Regions from separate parts of the Homo sapiens genome. Here region 1 is linked to region 2. Evidence: chromatin contacts called from ENCODE Hi-C or POLR2A ChIA-PET data. All regions are on one chromosome and are shown on one strand. Each heading gives the region's core, a stretch centred on a gene start or an enhancer-like site at or near the end of the contact. The rest is flanking DNA. Distances are from core to core; before and after follow the strand shown. Region 1 has its middle 200 kb from the start of RRAGB. Region 2 holds the start of RRAGB (Ras related GTP binding B).

Region 1 (4,563 bases), core at 249-2,748, 200 kb after region 2:
TGTCGCAACTCTCTTTTATAAGTATTCTTGTATTATTTAGTAATTCAACTTCTCACTATCTTTCCTTGAATGGAAATAAGATTAGAGAGATAACAGGAGCCCCAGAAAGTAAGTAGATAAAGGAAGTTGTTTCTACCTCTGGGTTCCCATAGCACTAGACTCAGCAGTCTAAGGATATCTTAATCATGATTGTCCCCAGTGCCTAGAACATAGAAGGAACCCAGTGAATACTTGTTGAGGGAATAAGTCAATCAATGAGTTTGGGGAAATTATCTACCTATCTTGAGACTTTCTGGCAGATTATACATCATTTTTCATGTTCCTGGTCAACTATATGTAGATCATGCATATAGGTACCCAGACAGAGATATACATGCTCATTCAGAAATTGCCATCCAATCCTGATACATGCAAACTCATAAAGATATATCTCCACACAAATGAATACTTGGCATATTTGTTTTCTGATGCTGTAAAATGTACCACAAAATGGGTGCCTTAAAACAGCAGAAATTTATTCTCTCACAGTTCTTGAGGCTAGAAATCTGAAATAAAAAATAAAAGTATTGGCAAGGCCATGCTCCATCGAAAACCTCTAGAAAGAATCCTTCCTGGTCTCTTTCAGCTTCTGGTAAGTCCAGATATTCCTTGGCTTGTGGCAGTATAACTCTAATTTCTGTCTCTCTCTTCACATGGCTATGTCTGTGTGTATATGAGCGTGTCCGTGTGTGTGTGTGTGTGTGTGTCTTCACTTGTCACTTTCCTCTTCTTTATAAGGACACCAGTCATAATGAATTAGGGCCACCTTAATGATTTCATCTTGATTACATTTGCAAAGACTTTATTTTCAAATAATGTCACATTCACAAGTACTGATGGCTAGGACTTCAACATATCATTTTAAAGGTCACATTACCACCCAAAATGGTCTTCCTTTGGCCCTCCAAAATTTATGCCCTTCCCATGGGCAAAACACATTCACTCTATCACAACATCTCCAAAAGTTCTAACCCATTCCGGCATCAATTCTAAGTCTTAAAAATCTCACCTAAATTTAATCAACTCAAAGAGTCCCAAAACTCATCTTCTACTTCATCTGCGTAAGGAAGGATGAGACTCAGGGTGTGGTCCATCCTGGGGCAAAATTTCTCTCTTCTGTGGACCTGTGAAACCTAGAAAAAAAGTTAGCTGCTCCCAAAATACAATGGAGTTTTCAGATTAAGAGGGTGGATAGAAGGCATGACTAGCTTGCAGCTCCTGGTCAGACTGATAGAGCAGTGTGTGGAGACTCACTTCGTGAACTTTTGCTCCCAAGAACTACCACAGGAACACACCAGGAAAGCCAAGAAAATCCAGAGATCCTTTGAAGGAACTGGATTACCGCTGCAAACTCCTGAGACACTGAAAAACTGTGAGCCTGCTTGCTCTCTCAACAGGGAGGTTCGTGGTCTGGGGCGAGTTCTCAGCCCTGGTCACCGGCTGCCTCGAAATAGACTCAGTGATGTTGGCGGGGGCATGGGGGAAGTGAAACCCGCTTTTAGGATTGCAGGCTGTGTGAGAGCTGGGTGAGGCCTGTGACTGCCAGGTGTCCCGCACTTCCCTGGCTACCTGTATGACTCAGCAGAAGCAGCCATAATCCCCCGGGAATATAACACCATTAGACAGGGAACCACACCCCAGCCCCTACAGCAGCCACAGCAAGCCCGGCCCAAGGATAGGCTGAGCTCAGACATGCCTATCTCTGCCCCCACCTGGTGGTCTTTCTCTACCTGCTAGCTGAAGGCAAAGGTCATAATATTTTGGGAGCTCTGTGGCCCTGCCTGCTGCCTGAGAAACCTGAATACTTAACCAGGTGTCTCTAGGGCAAGTTTGCCTCCTCCCTATAGGACTGCAGCTATTGCACTCTTGAAAGCACCACTTCCTGGCTGGAGGCCAACCAACACAAAACCAGCCCACTAAACAAAAACACAACCAAGGACCTGCACCAAGTCCACTTCACTTCCCTGCTACCTCCACCAGAGCAGATGCTGGTATCCACGGCTACAAGACCTGAAGATGAATCATATCACAGGAGTCTTTGCAGAAACTCCCCAGTACCAGCTCAGAGCATGGTAGCTCCCCCGGGTGGCTAGACCTAGAAGAGCAAAAACAATTACTACAGTTCCTCTGTACTGTAGGAAGCCCCATTCCTAGGGGAAGGGGGAAAACACCACATCAAGGGAGCACCCCGTGGGACAAAATAATCTGATCAACAGCCCTTGAATTCCAGATCTTCCCTCTGACATGGTCTACCCAAATGAGAAGGATACAAAAAAAACAATTCTGGTAATATGACAAAACAAGGATCTTTAACATACCCAAAATATCCTGCCAGCTCACCAGCAATGGATCCAAACCATGACGAAATCTTTGAACTGCGAGAAAAAGAATTCAGAATGTCTGTCATTAAGCTAATCAAGGAGGCAATAGAAAAAGGTGAAGTCCAACTTAAGTAAATCAAAAACATGATACAGGATAGGAAAGGAAAATTCTTCAGTGAAATACATAGCATAAATAAAAAACAATCACAGCTTCTGGAAATCAAGGACACACTTAGAGAAATGCAAAATGCAGTGGAAAATCTCAGCAATAAAATCAAACAAGCAGAAAGAACTTCAGAGCTCGAAGACAAGACTTTTGAATTAACCCAGTCCATCAAAGACAAAGAAAAAAGAATTTTAAAAAATGAACAAAGCCTCCAAGAAGTTTGGGACTATGTTAAATATCCAAACCTAAGAATAATTGGTGTTCCTGATGATGAAGAGAAATATAAAAGTTTGAAAAACATATTTGAGGGAATAATCAAAGAAAACTTACTCGGCCATGCTAGACATCTAAACTTAAAAGTAAAACCCCAAACTATAAAATTCCTAGTAGAAGAGAATCAAGGCAATACCGTTCAGAACATAGACACAGGCAACCATTTCATGATGAAGCCGCCAAAAGCAATTGCAACAAAAGCAAAAATTGAGAAATGGGATCTAATTAAAGAGCTTCTGCACAGAAAAAGTAACTATAATCAGAATGAACAGACAACCTACAGAACTGGAGAAAATACTTTCAAACTATGCATCTGACAAAGGTCTAATATTCAGCATATACAAGGAACTTAAATTTATAAGAAAAAATCCCATTAATTCATCTTGAGTCAATTTTTGTATCAGGTGTAAGGAAGGGGTCCAGTTTTAATTTTCTGCATGTGGCTAGCCAGTTTTCCCAGCATCATTAATTTAATAGGGAATCCTTTCCCAGTTGCTTGTTTTTGCCAGGTTTGTCGAAGATAAGATGGTTGTAGATGTGTGACCTTATTTCTGAGATCTCTATTATGTTCCATTGATCTATGTATCTGTTTTTGTATGGGTACCATGCTGTTTTGGTTACTATCGGCTGTAGTATTGTTTGCAGTCAGGTAGCATGATGCCTCCAGCTTTGTTCTAAAACCCAAAATTATAAAAACTCTAGAAGAAAATCTAGGCAATACCATTCAGGGCATAGGCATGGGCAAAGATTTCATGACAAAAACATCAAAAGCAATGCTACGAAAGCAAAAATTGACAAATGGGATCTAATTAAACTAAAGAGCTTCTGTACAGCAAAAGAAACTCTCATCAGAGTGAAGAGACAACCTACAGAATAGGAGAAAATTTTTGCAATCTATCCTTCAGACAAGGTTCTAATATCCAGAATCTATAAGGAATTTAAACAAATGTACAAGAATAAAAAAACCCCATTATAAAGTGGGTAAAGGACATGAATAGACACTTCTCAAAAGAAGACATTTATGTGGCCAACATACATATCAAAAACAAACTCAACATCATTCATCATTGGAGAAATACAAATCAAAATCACAATGAGATAACATCTCATGCCAGTCAGAATGATGATTATTAAAAAGTCAAGAAACAACAGATGCTGGCAAAGCTGTGGAGAAATAGGAATGCTTTTACACTGTTGGTGGGAATGTAAATTAGTTCAACCATTGTGGAAGACAGTGTGGCAATTCCTCAAAGACCTAGCAGCAGAAATACCATTTGACTCAGCAATCCCATTACTGGGTATATACCCAAAGAAATATAAATCACTGTATTGTAAAAATACATGCATACGTATGTTCATTGCAGCACTATTCACAATAGCAAAGACATGGAATCAACCGAAATATCCATCAGTGATAGACTGGATAAAGAAATATGCTACATTACACAATGGAATACTATGCAGCCATAAAAAGGAATGAGATCTTGTCCTTTGTAGGACATGGATGGAGCTGGAAGCCATTATCCTCAGCAAACTAACACAGGAACGGAAAACCAAACACTGCGTGTTCTCACTTATAATGGGAGGTGAACAATGAAAATGCATGGATACAGGGAGGGGAACAACACACGCTGGGACCTGTCAGGGGGACAGCAGGGGGAGGGAGAGCATCAAGATAAATAGCTAATGCATGTGGGGCTTAATACCTATGTGATGGGTTGATAGGTGCAGCAAACCACTATGGAACACTTTTACCTATGTAAC
Region 2 (5,185 bases), core at 65-2,564:
TTTTTGTTTTTTTTTAGTGGGGGGCAGCGGGAGGGAGAAAGGGCTATTATCAATTTTGTATCAGAGTTAAACTATAAACTAAATTCCTTCCCAAGGTTAGTTCGGCCTACGCCCAGGAATGAACAAGGACACCTTAAAGGTTAGATGTAAGATGGAGTCGGTGAGGTCTGATCTCTTTCACTGTCATAATTTCCTCAGTTACAGTTTTTGCAAAGGCAGTTTCAATAATAGTACTCTGTTTCCTGCAGTTTCTCTTCCTTCCTTCCCTTTTTTTCTTATCAAAGTAATATATGTACACACTTACGTGTAAATAATACATGTAGTATATCATATATTAATTATAAATAATATAATTAAACTACACATTTATTTAAAATAACATATTTATAACATATTATTTAAGTATTAGTTGATTATATTAAATATAATTAAATGTCATATTAATCTTATTATTATATATCATTTATACATTATAGAAATATATATAGCACAGAAGGGCTTCAGATAAAAAATAATAGTCCCCTGACATATCACGTCCTATCCCCTACCCCATTCTCCAGAAGGAACATCTTTGAACCCCTCTGGGCATTTTTCCTGGTGTGCATATCCCTACCAGTAGTCTTTCTGTTCTCAATTCTAGACTTCACTTATTTACAGATGGGGTCTCGCTATGTTGGCCAGGTTGGTCTTGAACTCCTGGCCTCAAGTGATCCTCCCTCCCCAGCCTCCCAAAGTGCTGGGATTAAAGGCATGACCCACCACTCCCAGCCCTAGACTTTATTTATTGACTTCTTACTATGGTACTTCCTTCACTTCCTGTTTTAAACAAGTGGGAAGATGAATGTGTGTGTTAAAATTCCTGATGAATCCCTGGTTTCAGCAATAACGATAATTTATACAGTATTTGCTATGTGGAAGACACAGTTCTAAGCGCTTTGGATGTATTAATCATTTAATTACAAACTCGATTGCAAGAATTAACAATAAAAAGCAGGAAGGCAAAGACAATGCTCGGTCTTCCCAGTCAAAAACCATTACCGGTAACCAGCAGTAAAAAAGAGAAGCTCAGAGGCACTGAAATTGCAACCGGCTCCTTTAATTCTCCATAGCGGATGGGTGGGGCCAGGCCCACCCACATTAGAGAGGCTGAAGGCTCCCAGCGCCCTACCCCGCCCGAGGGGCGGAGCCTGAGCCAAGGCCACGTGATGATGACAGACGGCACTCTGGCTTTCCTGGAGCTGTCTCTATGGTATTCTTCCCAGCCCACCCGTCCCTTTGGTAGCGGCAGTCACGTGACAGACTCCGGGGTAAGGCAGATGCCCACGTGATCCTGGCCTGCAGTTGGGTGGCTGCGGTGAGATACCTGGGTTCCTGAAGGGCGGGTGGTTAGGTCGTAACTACTGCCCCCGCCGGCTGACTCTCCGAGCGGCCGGGCTCGGAAGCCACGAGCCAGCTGAGGCGTTCTCCGCTTAGTGCCTACGGCATGGGTCAGCTCTTTCTGCCACCTCCGCCTTCGCGGTCCTCACCTCTTTGCGGGTGAAGTTACCTTTGGGTTTCCAGACCTTGGGGGCCTGAGGCCCAAACTCGGGACGAACCCCTAACCCACCTCTCTTTTCCTGTCATTCTCCAACTCTTACTTTGTACCACGGAATCACTTGGCCTTAAAGCTAGCCAGCTCGGCCGTGCCTTGAGGCCAGGTTCGAGAGATAAAGGTAACCGTGGGGAAAGCGGCCCCCCAGTGGACAAAGGCGGAGGCAAGAATAGAGCAGGCCTGAGGGCCATAGGCGATGAGAATAGGCAGTTGAGGGGTGAAAAAGAAAACAAACAAACAACAACAACAAACCCTGAAGAGTACTGAAGATTTAGAAGGGACTGGAAAGGACTTGTTGCGCAATGGAAGAATCTGACTCTGAGAAAACGACGGAGAAAGAAAATCTGGGGCCGAGAATGGATCCACCACTAGGGGAACCGGAAGGATCGCTTGGGTGGGTGAAGGGTATTTGTGAAACCTGGAAGTGGGGGTGTTCAAATTGAAGAGAGTATTGTGAATTAGAACACTTCTCCCCACCCCGCACCATGATAAATTGCTTTGATTTACCAGTAATGTTGATTGGGATTATGCTTTGGACGACAGGATAAACTGGAAAGCGAATTGGTGCTAACTGATCAGAAACAACCCTTGGGAAGGGGCTGATATTCCTGGTGGTGGTGCTGGGGGAGTGTTCTAATTAAAGCAGTTATGAGTTGCTTTGAATTATCAGTAAAGGAGATTTGCTGTCACCAGGTTGGGGATGGAAAGACTAGAAAGAAGATTTGCATTTCCAGGTCAGAGCTTGAGGGTGTTTTCTGTGCCAATTTGTACCTGAATTTGAGACTTACATCTACTTTGTGTCTGTGATGAGTGAAATAGGGCTTGGAAGGACAGCTGAAGGACTAAAAAGATACTTCCAGATTTTAAAATTAGGAGGCTGAATGTTTTTTATACATAGAAGATATTCAATACTCAGTCCTCAAGTAGAGGATATCAATATATTCTGTTTTTTTAGAAATAGAAGATATTGTTTGATTAAAGCAGCTGTGTTGCTTTGATTAAGATGATGAAAAATTGAATCTTGAATTTTAATGGCTCATTTGTATTCCTAAATAAATCTTCCTAGGAGTTCTCTCTTGAACTTCTAATTAGGAGATAGAGAGTATACACACAGTTTTATAATTTAGGAAAATGGGACCTCTATTCATCTGAGGTCCCACACACACAGCTGTACTCAGCCGTTGTACTAAACATGCTCTTTTGTACCTCCATGTTTATTTATACTTCATTAATTTCAATTTCTAAGGGAATTGGATCATGGAAACTGTTTTTTGGTTTATATCTGCAGGTGGGTGCTACCAAATACAGCCATGAAGAAAAAGGTAAGACGTGTTAGATACGTCAAAACCATGAAGGTAAAGGTAAGAAGTTGATATTCAGGAACTTTGTGACATATATACACCATCTTTTCTGGACTATTGCAGGAGCCTTCTGTGTGGTCTGTCTGACTCTCTTCTCCTTGTATGCTATCAGATTTAATTTTTCTAATATGAAAATCCGACTGAGTCATCTACATACTTAAGAACCTTTAGTAACTTCTTTAAGCCCATGGAATAAAATCCAAATGATTTCATGGCCCTTTAAAATCTGTTCCTGACCAAACCCTGTGCCACACTTATGCACCCTATCACAGCCCTACAGAATTTATTGTTCTCCAGATTTACAAATTAATTTGCACTTTGTGTAAGCCATATACACACACCATACAGGCCTCTGTCTGCACATTTATTTTTAACCTAACTCAAGTGTTACCACTATAAGGTCTTATTGAGTTCTTCAGATAGAATTGGACACACCTTCCTTTGTGCTCTCATAGTACTGTGCCCTACGTTGGGGTTTAGGCAGAATTGCTAAGAGTGCAGCTCAAGCTAATTTCTTAACCTTTTGGGGCTTCAGTTTCCTCATTTGTAAAATGGTAGTAATAATATTAACTGTATCGTAAGATTGTTGTGACGTTTAAATTAGTAAATGCCTGTAGAACACTTAGATCAGTACCTAACATGATTAGCCTTGGTAAGTCTTTCATAGGCAATTGAAAGAGGTACACTGTATAAATTAATAACCGAAGGAAATGTACCATATTTAGCCTTAGCTTCATCTAATAATTCAGTTCTGTAACTACAGTTTGCTAAGAGAATGTTCTTGATGAGCCTGTCTGAAGTTGCTTTCATTGAGAATGCCTAAAAGTACAGAAATTTCTACATGATTAAGAACAAAAATTAGCTTGATTTAATCATTCTGCATTGTATACATATATCAAACATTGCATTGTACCTCCTAAATATAAAGAGTTATTGTTTTTCAATTAAAATTTTAAAGTACAAAAGCAAACTTTTTGTAGCAACTTTAGACTGGCTCAGCAGTGGCATTTCCTTAGTGAGATAAAGTTATATAGCTACATTTTTAGATTAAATCAAGTCTGAGTGTAGTATATTTTCATCAATACTTCTTATATTAGTAATTAGAAATTTGTATAAAATATCTTGGGATTGAAGGTAGAACATAGGTTCCCTTCATTTGAAAAGCAAGTTAAGGCTGGGCACGGTGGCTCATGCCTGTAATCCCAGCACTGTGGGAGGCTGAGGCAGGTGCATCACTTGAGGCCAGGAGTTCAAGATCAGCCTGGCCAACATGGCAAAACCCTGTCTGTACTAAATATACCAAAAAAAAAAAAAAAATAGCCGGACATGATGGTGCATGCCTGTAATCCCAGGCATGGGATGGCTGAGGTGGGGGGCTCAGGTGGGGTGGCTGAGGCATGAGAATCACTTGAACCCGGGAGGCGGAGGTTGCAGTGAGCTGAGATCATGCCACAGCCCTCCAGCCTGGATGATAGAGTGAGACTTGGTCTCAAAAAAAATAAAATAAAAAAGAAAGAACGAAAAGGAAAGCAAGGTAATTGGAACTATATTTCATAAATTCTAGATTTGAAAGGACTCTCAAAAGTCACTTTACTAAATTCCCTTTTAGTACGAGAGTATAGAACATCATTGACGAGTGCTCTCTGTGTGACATGCTGACATTGACAGGAAGGCTGCTTACCTTCATGAGGCTACCTTTTCCCTTGGACAGTTCTCACTGTCAGATACTCTCTTGCTTTCTATATTTGTTTTGATAACTTGCTTGTTCTTTTGATGTACATACTTTGAGCATCTGTTGTATGTTAGGCACTGGAGGTATGAGGGGACTTTCTCTCCCCTTCCAGAGCACAGAGTCTTCTGAGAGAGAAGGACAGACCCCCCAAAATAAGTAACTGCAATGCATTATAGTCTTTGCAATGAAATAACAGTGCCATGGGAGGACAGAGGTAAGACACTTAAGTCAGCCTAGAGCATTAGACTCAGAATATCTTCTTGCAAAAATGATTACTGAACCAAGTCTTGAAGGATAACTGCAATTTAGCTGAAGGAAGAAAAGAGAATGGATAGTTTACTGGCAGAGAGTACTGCGTGAAACAATGGCACAGATGCAGGACCTCCCAGACGGCTGGGAACAATCAGAGGGACTACCAGCAGTTCAATTAAGTGTGGCTGTAAGCTAAAAGTTTCAGGCCAGGAGGGACAGGAGATGAGGGATGAGAAGTAAATAGACTAG

Evidence for each region. A loop is a pair of places that touch in the nucleus more often than their neighbours do. ChIA-PET counts read pairs that join two places held with the same protein, here RNA polymerase II (POLR2A). Pooled maps may share reads with other maps.
Region 1: a map of esophagus muscularis mucosa shows a loop between it and region 2 (3-fold over the local background). The contact joins the enhancer-like site here to the promoter of RRAGB in region 2. A Hi-C loop is called at or near these places in 18 of 168 maps with a recorded cell type or tissue (B cell, CD4-positive, alpha-beta T cell, CD4-positive, alpha-beta memory T cell and 12 more), 37 of 37 single-sample maps with no recorded cell type and 31 of 50 pooled maps. POLR2A ChIA-PET finds 5 or more read pairs at or near these places in 12 of 52 experiments (CD4-positive, alpha-beta T cell, CD4-positive, alpha-beta memory T cell, GM12878 and 8 more).

What each region holds. Positions count from the first base shown.
Region 1 is chrX:55,918,018-55,922,580 of GRCh38, forward strand. It overlaps a transcript of KLF8 not described here. Among named protein-coding and RNA genes, the nearest start is that of RRAGB, 200 kb to the left of the region's middle. RefSeq lists enhancers at 974-2,173, 1,625-1,874. Within about 2 kb of position 1,499, at least 2 of the 41 ENCODE cell types and tissues checked have a DNase peak (open chromatin) inside an H3K27ac peak, as active enhancers do; they include GM12878, where a contact is called at or near this core.
Region 2 is chrX:55,716,435-55,721,619 of GRCh38, forward strand. RRAGB (Ras related GTP binding B) reads left to right here and starts at 1,315. Exons shown (of 10, transcript NM_006064.5): 1 at 1,315-1,985; 2 at 2,880-2,913. The coding sequence starts at 1,894. RefSeq lists enhancers at 1,444-1,643, 1,804-1,933.